Regions from separate parts of the Homo sapiens genome. Here region 1 is linked to region 2. Evidence: chromatin loops called from intact Hi-C (ENCODE). Cell type or tissue: IMR-90. All regions are shown on one strand.

What was found. A loop is a pair of places that touch in the nucleus more often than their neighbours do. Peaks named below come from ENCODE experiments on the same cell type or tissue, not always from the same donor. Only the 100,000 strongest peaks of a DNase experiment are listed, where the experiment ranks them.
Region 1: a loop joins it to region 2, with 4 times the contacts of the local background. A loop is called at or near these places in 2 of 110 quality-filtered maps.

The regions. Positions count from the first base shown.
Region 1 is chr13:74,215,636-74,220,635 of GRCh38, forward strand. It overlaps a transcript of KLF12 not described here. Among named protein-coding and RNA genes, the nearest start is that of LINC00402, 13 kb to the right of the region's middle. In IMR-90, no CTCF peak of the experiment used is centred here; a DNase peak (open chromatin) is centred at 2,346; H3K27ac peaks cover 2,837 bases.
Region 2 is chr13:74,044,575-74,049,574 of GRCh38, forward strand. All of the region lies in intron 1 of KLF12 (KLF transcription factor 12), which reads right to left. Among named protein-coding and RNA genes, the nearest start is that of KLF12, 87 kb to the right of the region's middle. In IMR-90, no CTCF peak of the experiment used is centred here; no DNase peak of the experiment used is centred here.

The DNA of each region.
Region 1 (5,000 bases), 170 kb after region 2:
GGAATCTGGTCATTTTGTTGCAGAACTCGTACCCTCTTCATGTCAGTACCTATTTGTCATTTCGCTGCACCAGAGATTTTCCAGAAAACAAACAAAAGTATTCCTCCTCCAGTCCTCCTCCCAGAAGACTATATGCCTGGTGGCTAGTGTTCTTGGAATTGAGGAACACAGAAAGGTTGTGGGGAGGTGTCCCACTGTCCTGAGTGTAGACTTTTAATTATCCCTCTATTTTCACTTCAGCATCTCTTTTCTTCTTTCCATGTTTCTGGTGTCCATGAATCTGGAGCATTTTCTGCTTCTGCTAGAACAGGCTAGGGAAGGCACCATGGTGTTCCAGAATGTAGAGAGAATATGGAGTGCAACATACATGCTTTCAGGAATGAACACAAGAGCCCCTTCCACTCTCCTTTGTAGTAAGGGGCACATTCAGGTAATGAGCCCATCTGGGATTGCCAGGCAGGCTCCCTTTTGGCACTTGGCATTCACCTTTCTATACTCCACTAACTCTTTCAAATTCTTTTTATCTCTCCCATATTTGAAATCACGTTTCCACTTTTAAGTCCTTGCCACTCTCTTTTTGTTAAAAAAACTTTTAAAAAGTCTTTTTAAAGTTTAAATACCCACACACACACAAACAGAAGAGAACCTAATTTCAGTGTGGTTAGATCTAAAATTTTAAACTAATTTCAGTGGGGTTAGGTTTAAATATTCAAGTGTTTCATTGGCCACAGGGTAATGTACAAAAAAATTGGCCACAGGTTAATGTACAACAGCGTAGGTACAATAAGAGGAAGGAGAGCACCGCCCATAGAGATTCTGATGAGGACGGCATCCCTGAAAATTGGGCAGCATGGTAGCCCTGAGTGAGCCTTGGCCGGTGTCCTGGGTGAAGGACCAGGGTAGATAAGGATAGTGCTTCTGCGTTCTTCAATTCTTCATTTATTCTCGATTTCTAAGAGAAGTTTACATCAGGAGACATAATGAAGAGAAATATATGAAAAGGAGTGACTGAACTATTAAAATTAGAAGTTTCAAACTGCTAAAAGCAAAAAGGAGTGCAATTAATAGATGCACAGGGCCAAGAGGCTTAAATCAACTAGGACTGTTTCAGAAACTGGAATCTATGTTCACCCTAATTAACATCCTCTGTAGCAAGAAGTCTTAACCTACCTTGACGGGAAGGAGAGTTTCAAAATTAAATGTGATTTATTGACAATGAATTTCTTTTCAGCACTTCTACCTCTGAAGTAGTTTTCTATGGAAATTTATGACTTTATATTAATTATCAAGTTAAGAGTCGGCCTATATATAAAAAATCTTGAGAATTATTTTATTTAACACATATTTCTTCCATATCCCCCAGGAGAAAACATCTAGCAATTTCTTTTTTGTGTTTTTATTTTTAAAAATAGACTCCCTTTTATATACACACATATCTAGGGATTTCTAAAAGAAAAACTCAAATCATAAATTTCTGGGACCTTATCTATTCTTTCCTTGGTTATCAGAACATTAAATGTTAGATGATTCTTTTTTTTGAAGTAAAGAAAAGGGTGGACTTTAATGTTTATTTACAGGACACTGTGTGACATGAAATTCCACATAGAAATAAGAAACCCATTCAGAGGACAATTGAAGAGATTGTGTACCTCATTCATTGTGGCATAATAGATGACTTTTTTTTTTTTTTATAAAGAAATACTTCTCTACAGACACTACTGGTAGTACAACTATTTTAAAAGTATAAAATGTCCTCCACAATATAAAGAGAACTAAAACATTATTAATTGCTAACACAAAGGCCCACTACAGGCTGGGCGCGGTGGCTCATGACTGCAATCCTAGCACTTTGGGAGGCAAAGGCAGGCAGATCACGAGGTCAGAAGTTCAAGACCAGCCTGGCCAACATGGTGAAAGCCCATCTCTACTAAAAATACAAAAATTAGCCGGGCGTGGTGGTGTGCACCTGTTATCCCAGCTACTCAGGAGGCTGAGGCAGGAGAATTGCTTGAACCTGGGAGGCGGAGGTTGCAGTGAGCCGAGATTGCGCCACCGCACTCCAGCCTGGGCGACAGAGTGAGACTCCGTCTCAAAAAAACAAAACAAACAAACAAAAACAAAGCCCATGAACATGTTGCAAAAGAAACATGGAGAATGCTACAAGATCTGTTTCTCCTTACAATGTATTCATATGCTAGATATTCTTTCAAGAATTGTGAGATGACTTGTTTAGAATTTTACATAGTACATCACTTACAATGATGTGCTGGAATGTATAACCCCAACTCTTCCATATATTCAATATAAACAATCCAACAAGCTGCTCAAATTCCTTCCATGGCTCTGGTTGTAAATGGACAGTGATATATTCAGATTGGAATGAAGCTGTGGGCTTATATGGCAGGCTGTATATGAGACAAGCGGCCAAAAAATGTTACCAGGTTTTATTATACTTGCTGCAAAGTTGAGAAGCAAAACTGCAAGCCTTAAAAAAATTGTGAGACTCAAATCTCCAAATTGCTGATGCTCCTCACCAGAACTGAAAAGATTAGAATGCCTTCTTGAGGCAATAGATAGTAGTTTGGTCAGTCCCCATCTCTTGAGGTTTTATTATTAGAATGAAAATAGGAAAAAGGGGGACATACTCTGAATCAGAGAAGGTGGGGAACAATAAGGCAAATGAAAAGGGAGTGCCGAGAAATGAGAGTTTCTTGATTAGTGCAGTTTTGTTTTGATTTAACTAACGAAATCTGGGAAATGCGGTTGTCTGGGAAAAACAAAGGTAGATCCTTCAAAGAGAGTAAGATATGAGTCATTCTTTGCAGGTGAAAGACATACTAACTGCCCCCGCTCCGCACCCTCCAGCACCTCCCAGGTTCACATGGTTTGAGTTGATTTTTCCATTTTCTATGCTGTGCAACATCCAAGCAATGTCTCTTGCCATCGAACTCAGGTAAACTTGAAAGCCTGGCTCCTTGGGGGAATAGATAATGCACAAACGAGTCATTTTGTTTTCTGTGCAGAGCTAATTGACCTACACAGGAAACAAAACTTCAGGGTAGGCTTCATTAACACCATGGCCTAACCAAATGAGATAACGAGTCTAACATAATGATGTTAGCTGGATAAATATAATTTTATGGTAAAGTCTCAATAAATATGAGATTCTTCTTAAAAGCTTTTGTTTTTCCAATCAAAAATTATGATGGTAAAAAATACAAATAAAACAGAGAATATGAAAATATCCCCTTATACCACACCCCAGGAATCATGACTACATGCATACGCTTCTTGACTTTTCTGGATGTAAACTTATAAAAATAAGAGTTTTTTTTTTTTTTTTTGAGATGGAGCCTCGCTTTGTCACTCAGGCTGGAGGGCAGTGGGGTGACCTCAGCTCACTGCTCCATCTCTGGGTTCAAGTGATTCTCCTGCCTCAGCCTCCCAAGTAGCTGGGACTACAGGTGCACACCACCTTGCCTAGCTAATTTGTGTATTTTTGTAGAGACAAGGTTTCACCACATTGGCCAGGCTGGTCCTGAACTCCCGACCTTAAGTGATCATCCTGCCTTGACCTCCCAAAGTGCTGGGATTACAGGCATGAGCCACCATGCCCGGCTGAGATTTGTAAATTTTAACCCATATTGGACCACATGAAACATAATGACCCATGAGATGCTTTTTACTTTTTCTTTTTTCTACTTATTGTAATTCTGAGACTATATTTCCATGTGAGTATAAAAGACCTGTATAATCCTCTTAATACAAACTATGAATGCATCATATTTCATTTCAATAATCTCCTATTGATGTACATTTTGCTTGCTTTCAAATTTTTGAAAAAATAAGCAATTCATATACCTTGTATGTACATCTTTTTATGCTTGTCCTATTTGAGATACATTCCTAAGATTGGAGTTACAGGAACTGTGGGTGAGTATATTCTATTTAAAACACTAAAAAATTTTTTTAGAAAAAAGTTTAAAAAATTGTTTAAGAAATAATTTCTTTAATGTGGGTCTTATTACTTTCTTTCTAAAAATGTCTTTAGCTCAAACTTATTCTTGAATGGTATTTCTGCTGTGCATAGAATTCACATTAGCCCATTGAAGGAAACATTCCGTGGTCTTCTAAGATTGCTGGTGTTGAGGAGTCAGCTGTCAGTGTAATTGTTGTTGTTTGAAGGTAATCTGTTTTTCTTAGCTGCTTCGAAAACTTCTTTGCCTTTGGTTTTCTGCAGTTGTGCTCAAATGTGTCCAGGTGTAAGTTTCTTTTCTTTTAAAACTTCTTTTCTTTTAAAACAATAATTTTAGGATTTTTTTAACCTTTAAAAGTCTAATGTGTTTAATTAGTTTTGGAAATGTCTTAGTCATTATCTCTTAAAATATTGCATCTGCTTCGACTTTTTCCTCTTCTGGAAACTTCTTGCATAACTTCCATGATTTTTTCTTCTGTATTTTCCTACTTTTTGCCTTTTTGTGCATTGTTTTGGTAATCTCTTTTAGTGAAACTTATATGCTAGCAATGGTTTCTTTAATTATGTCCCAGTTGCTGTTAAATTCATGTTTTAAGTTATTAATTTTGATTATAGTATAGAATAATGGCTTTAAATGCTTTCCTTACTTCATCGGATTTTCACATTGTAGATTTTTGTCTTGAAAATAAGGCACTATCCTATTATCTTCCCAAAGCTGTTAAGAGGATGCTTTAAAATTTTTGAGTCTTTGTCTTAATTAATTAATTTCTAAAGCAGTGATTTTATTTATTGTTTTAATTGACAAGTAAAAATTGTATATATTTATGTACATGATGTTTTGATATATGTATACAAAGTGGAATGGTGAAATCAAGTTACTTGACATAGGCATTAGCTCACATACCTATCATTTTTTGTGGCAAACACTTGAAATCTACTCTTTTTAGTTATTTTCAAATGTACAGTATAATGTTGTAAACCATCATCAGCATGATGTACAACAGATCTCTTGAACTCATTCCTC
Region 2 (5,000 bases):
GGTGGCTCACGTCTGTAATCCCAGCACTTTGGGAGGCCAAGGCAGGTGAATCACGAGGTCAGGAGATCGAGACCATCCTGACCAACATGGTGAAACCCCGTCTCTACTAAAATACAAAAAATTTGCCAGATGTAGTGGCGGGCGCCTGTAGTCCCAGCTGCTCGGGAGGCTGAGGCAAGGGATTCGCTTGAACCCGGGAGGCAGAGGTTGCGGTAAGCCAAGATCACGCCACTGCACTCCAGCCTGGGTGACAAAGTGAAACTCCATCTCAAAAACAGAAAGTCTCAAAAAAAAAAAAAAAGTTACCAATGGCCAAAGCTAAAACAAATTGGGCAACAAAATAAAGTTGTACTGGATTATAATCCACAATATAAAATAAATATCCATGAATCCACACTGATATAAAAATGATGTGATAGGTAGGTAGATAGATAAGGGGGATGAGACAAATCTCCTAAGCAGAATAATTCCAAATAATTTATGTGTATACTTCACACCCAAGGAGGTGGAGTATAATTCCTTACTTCTGAAGTGTGGGGTCCACACAGTGGCTTCCTTCCAAGAGAACAGTAATAAAGACCATAATCCTTTATTACGGAAAAGAACAACTTTACAGTGGAGAAAGCTGACAACCCCTATTTCAGCCAGGTAATCAATGTCAGTATGGAGATGATAAGTCATTTTGACAGTATGTACCCTTGATGTGATGTAATGAGAACGGCACTTTACCTATGTGGTCCTCCTCCCAAAACTCATCACCCTAGACTTAACATGAGAGGGCATCAGACGAATCTCGACTGAGAGACACTCTACAAAATACCCGACGAGCACACCTCAAACTGCCAAGGTCATCGAACACAAGGAAAGTCTGAACAATTGTCACAGCCAAGAGGAGTCAGATGTGATCACAAAACCTAATGTGGTATGCTAGACAGGATCCTGGAACTCAAAAGGGACTGCAGATGAAAACTGAGGAGATCTGAATAAAGTACAGTAGGTTCTCAGATAACATCATTTTGTTCAGCATCATTTGATTACAGCATTGACGAAAATGAAAAAAAAAAAAAAATAGATCCCCAGCCCAAGCCACTGTCTGTGTGGAGTTTGCATGTTCTCCCACGTATTTGCATGGGTTTCTCCAGGTAGTCCAGCGAGCTCCCACACTCCAAAGCTGTGCCCATTAGGGAAGCTGGCATGTCTGCATGGTCCCAGATTGAGTGTGCGTGTGTGTCACCTGCAATGGGAGGGCATCCTGTCCAGGGCTGTTCCTGCCCTGCGCTCCAAGCTGCCAGGATGGGCTCTGGCCACCGCCCTGAACTGGAATAACTGAGTAATTATCTTATTGATTTTTATTAATCTTTCTGAAATGTATGTATAGCTCCTATTTATTTCAGTGGTTAATATTAGAAGTGTTTTGTTCCTTATTTAGAAGCTGGGTGATATTTCTGTAACCAGAAATTTGCCATAGGAACTTAACTCTTGTTCCTATCAATCAGTCTATAGTAAATTTGGCATGTTTAGACGTTGTTTCACTTAAACTCTGGGTTTCTAAGAACTATCTGTGACTTAAATGAGGACTTACTATATGAACTTTTATTTAATGTATCAATATTGGTTCACTAATCGAAACAAAGATCCCATACCAACCTACGATATTAGCAACACGGGAAACTGGGCATCAGGTATACAGGAACTTTCTTTGCCATCTTCTCAATTTTCCTGCAAATCCACAACTCCAAAAAATAAAGTTTATTTTTAAAAATTCCTGCCTTGCCTTCCATACAAGGTTAAATTTTTCAGAAGTTTATGGAAACACATAGTTTGTTAAAAGGCTACACCACTTAAAAATTTAAAATAAATTTAAAAATAAATATTATAGGCTTTCATTTTTTTCACTTTTTTGAAAAAGGAAAGCATTCCATTTCACTTCAGAGGGTTCTTTCCAAAGAATTTTTCCATCCAGGAAAAAAGAAGAAAGGAAAAGAAAAAAGACTGAACAACTATGTCACTGGGTGGGACCCTTGGAGAGGATACTAGAAAAAAGAGAGTTACTGTAAGAGATTACAATCAGAAGTGAATCATATAAGATTATTAGTTTCTTAACTGTAGTTGTGACAGTTTGCATAAATACACTGCAACCACTCTAAGAAGGAATGTTTCATTATAACTAACATAAATGATCATTACTTAGACAAATGTTATGATTTTTTTAACCACAGATACTTTCATTTGATATTACTACTGTGTCCTATAAAGGCAAAGAATATTTTGCATTTTCCTTACTATACCATATAAGACTTAAAATACCAAATTATATATCTTAAATTTTATTTTTTATCTCTTCACTATCATTGATTCTCCTATAAATTATTGACTTTAATATTCATTGTTTTCTTAGGAAAGAACTACTGAAAAACAGGAAAAAAATCAAGAAATTAACATATATATTGGTTTTTAAACCACAGCATTATGAAATCTAAATGGTATATAATGCAACTGGATGTATATTTATCTTCCGAGAATCCTCTCCAACCAGTCCTCCTCTATGCCAGAGAAATGCCACTTAGTCTACATGCTTGGGTAAGGATGTCCCCTCCCCTCCACATCAGCAGTGGTCATATGACCCAAGCCTAACAGCTGTGAGGATTTGCCCCTTAGTCACCTTGATTGATTTAGGAAATAGGTGACCAGGCCAAGTGTTAAATTATCAGAAAAGTGCTTGCTTTAAAAAGCCAGGCCAGGCGCGGTGGCTCACCCCTATAATCCCAGCATTTTGGGAGGCCGAGGCAGGCAGATCACGAGGTCAGGAGATGGAGAGCATCCTGGCTAACACGGCGAAACCCCGTCTCTACTAAAAATACAAAAAAAAAAAATTAGCCAGGCGTGGTGGCGGGGGCTTGTAGTCCCAGCTACTCGGGAGGCTGAGGTAGGAGAATGGAGTGAACCCGGGAGGCAGAGCTTGCAGTGAGCCGAGATCCAGCCACTGCATTCCAGCCTGGGCGACATAATGAGACTCCATCTCAAATAAAAAAAAAAAAAAACTTTATGATGGAAATTTGAGGCAACCAGCAGCTGTATTGCTGCCACATTTTGATAGCCTAAGATAAAGCAAACAGAGGCAAAAATAAATAAAGTAACCAAGAAGTGAATAGAGAGAGTACTAAGGATACTAGTCAAATTGCCACATGCAGCAGTTCTTAAACACGGCTTCACCTCTTACGTGTCCCATTCCATAAACGCTTTTTTGATTAAACAAGTTTCAGTTAGTGTATCATTTAAGATTAGGTTTGGCTGCAAGTGTCAGCAAACTTAAAAGGACAGTGGCTTAGACATTACTGAAGTTTCTATTTCTCGCATTCCAAGTGCAAAGTCAGGCAGTCAAGGGTATGGAAGCTGTGCTTCCCCAAGCCTCACAGAACTCATGTACATTCCAGCTCATAGCTCCACCATGCCCAGGGTGGGACACACCCAAATGGTTCAATATAGCACTGAGACAGACGTCCAGCTGTCACACCCACATTCCAGGCAACAGAACTGAAGAAAGAAGGACAATGTGGAGTAAAAGGAATGTACTGGGGGACTTTACAGGTGGAGCAGCTTTACAAGCTGCTCACTATACATCAGCTTACATCTCACTGGCTAGAACTTGCTGGCCACATGTAGAGGCTGGAATACGTCATCTTTATTCTAAGCAGCCACACACACAATGAAAATTCTATTGTCACGGAAGAAGAAAGGAAGGAATAGACTGGGCGACACTCAGCCTCTCTCACAGCTGGGTTTCTGTAACTTCCAATAAGACAACTATCACAAATCATATGCTACATAATTGCTGTTCTCTCAAGGACTGTTTTTTTTTTCCCAAAATGAGAACTTTTAGGCATTAAATCACTGTAGTATTTATGTTTTGGGAATCCCATACAGCAATGACACATACTTAGAGAACAGAATATTAACACCTAATTTCACATTTTAGACCATTGAGAGTAGAGCTTTATCATGTGGCCCAAAGTTGCTAACATAAGAATGTGAATTTAATAAGGAATTAAATTCTGGAATAGATAAGGAAATAAGTCAAGAAACCCAACAAAGCCCTGGTAAAACATAAATAACTGACAGAAAGGGAAACTTAAATGGCCAACTAGAATATGACTTCTGAGTAAAGAAAACAGACTGATTATGAACCTTGACTTGCACTCTCTCCCCAATTCAAATAAAGTAAGATGGAATAGATTTTTCTTTAGATACAGAATGTGAGATAAGTCAATAAGCACAAGATTTCTGAAAAGGTTAAAAAGTAAGTGGAAGAAATGATTTGGCAGACCCTGGAAAGCCGAATGAGGGAGGCCGGCCAATTGTGAAGAAAAATAACAAGCAACCTGACACAGCCAACAAAACCTCCCAGAATCTGGGACACTCTCAGCTCCCTACGACCAGAAATGGCGGTAAAAGTCTAGCTAAAATGAGGAAGACTGATTGACAGTCCACTTGAGAATTAGTTAGATTTCCACATATCCTCGTGAACACAGCTGGAGGACTGTCCTTCTCAGCCCCAGAAGTCTAGCAGTTTATTGCTAGTGCAGAGTCAAACAAAGGGCCTCCACTGAGAGACTCCATAGACATCTTGTACAAGAGAAAATCATACCAAGAACAGAGTGAGGGAACAAAGAGTGATAAGATGTCCAGTTTCTTCTCATTCAAATTGCAAACTGCTGGCAGCCTGGTCTACAATGGTAGGCAGAAGCTTGAAAGGTTTTTCTATGGAAGACCTAATTAGCCCTAGACTCAAGCCTAAAGACAGTTCCTGCCATCAAGGGTGCAACACATAATAGCCCAGCCAGGTGACTCTGCTGAGAAGAGCACAGACTAGCTCAGAGCTTTCAGGAAGCTGCTTAGTGCCCCACACAGAGATTACAGACATTATTAATGCACTCACCAAATAAGAGGACGTCATTAAAAAAGTGTTATTCTCAGAACAACAAGAAAATGTTCTTAGAAAT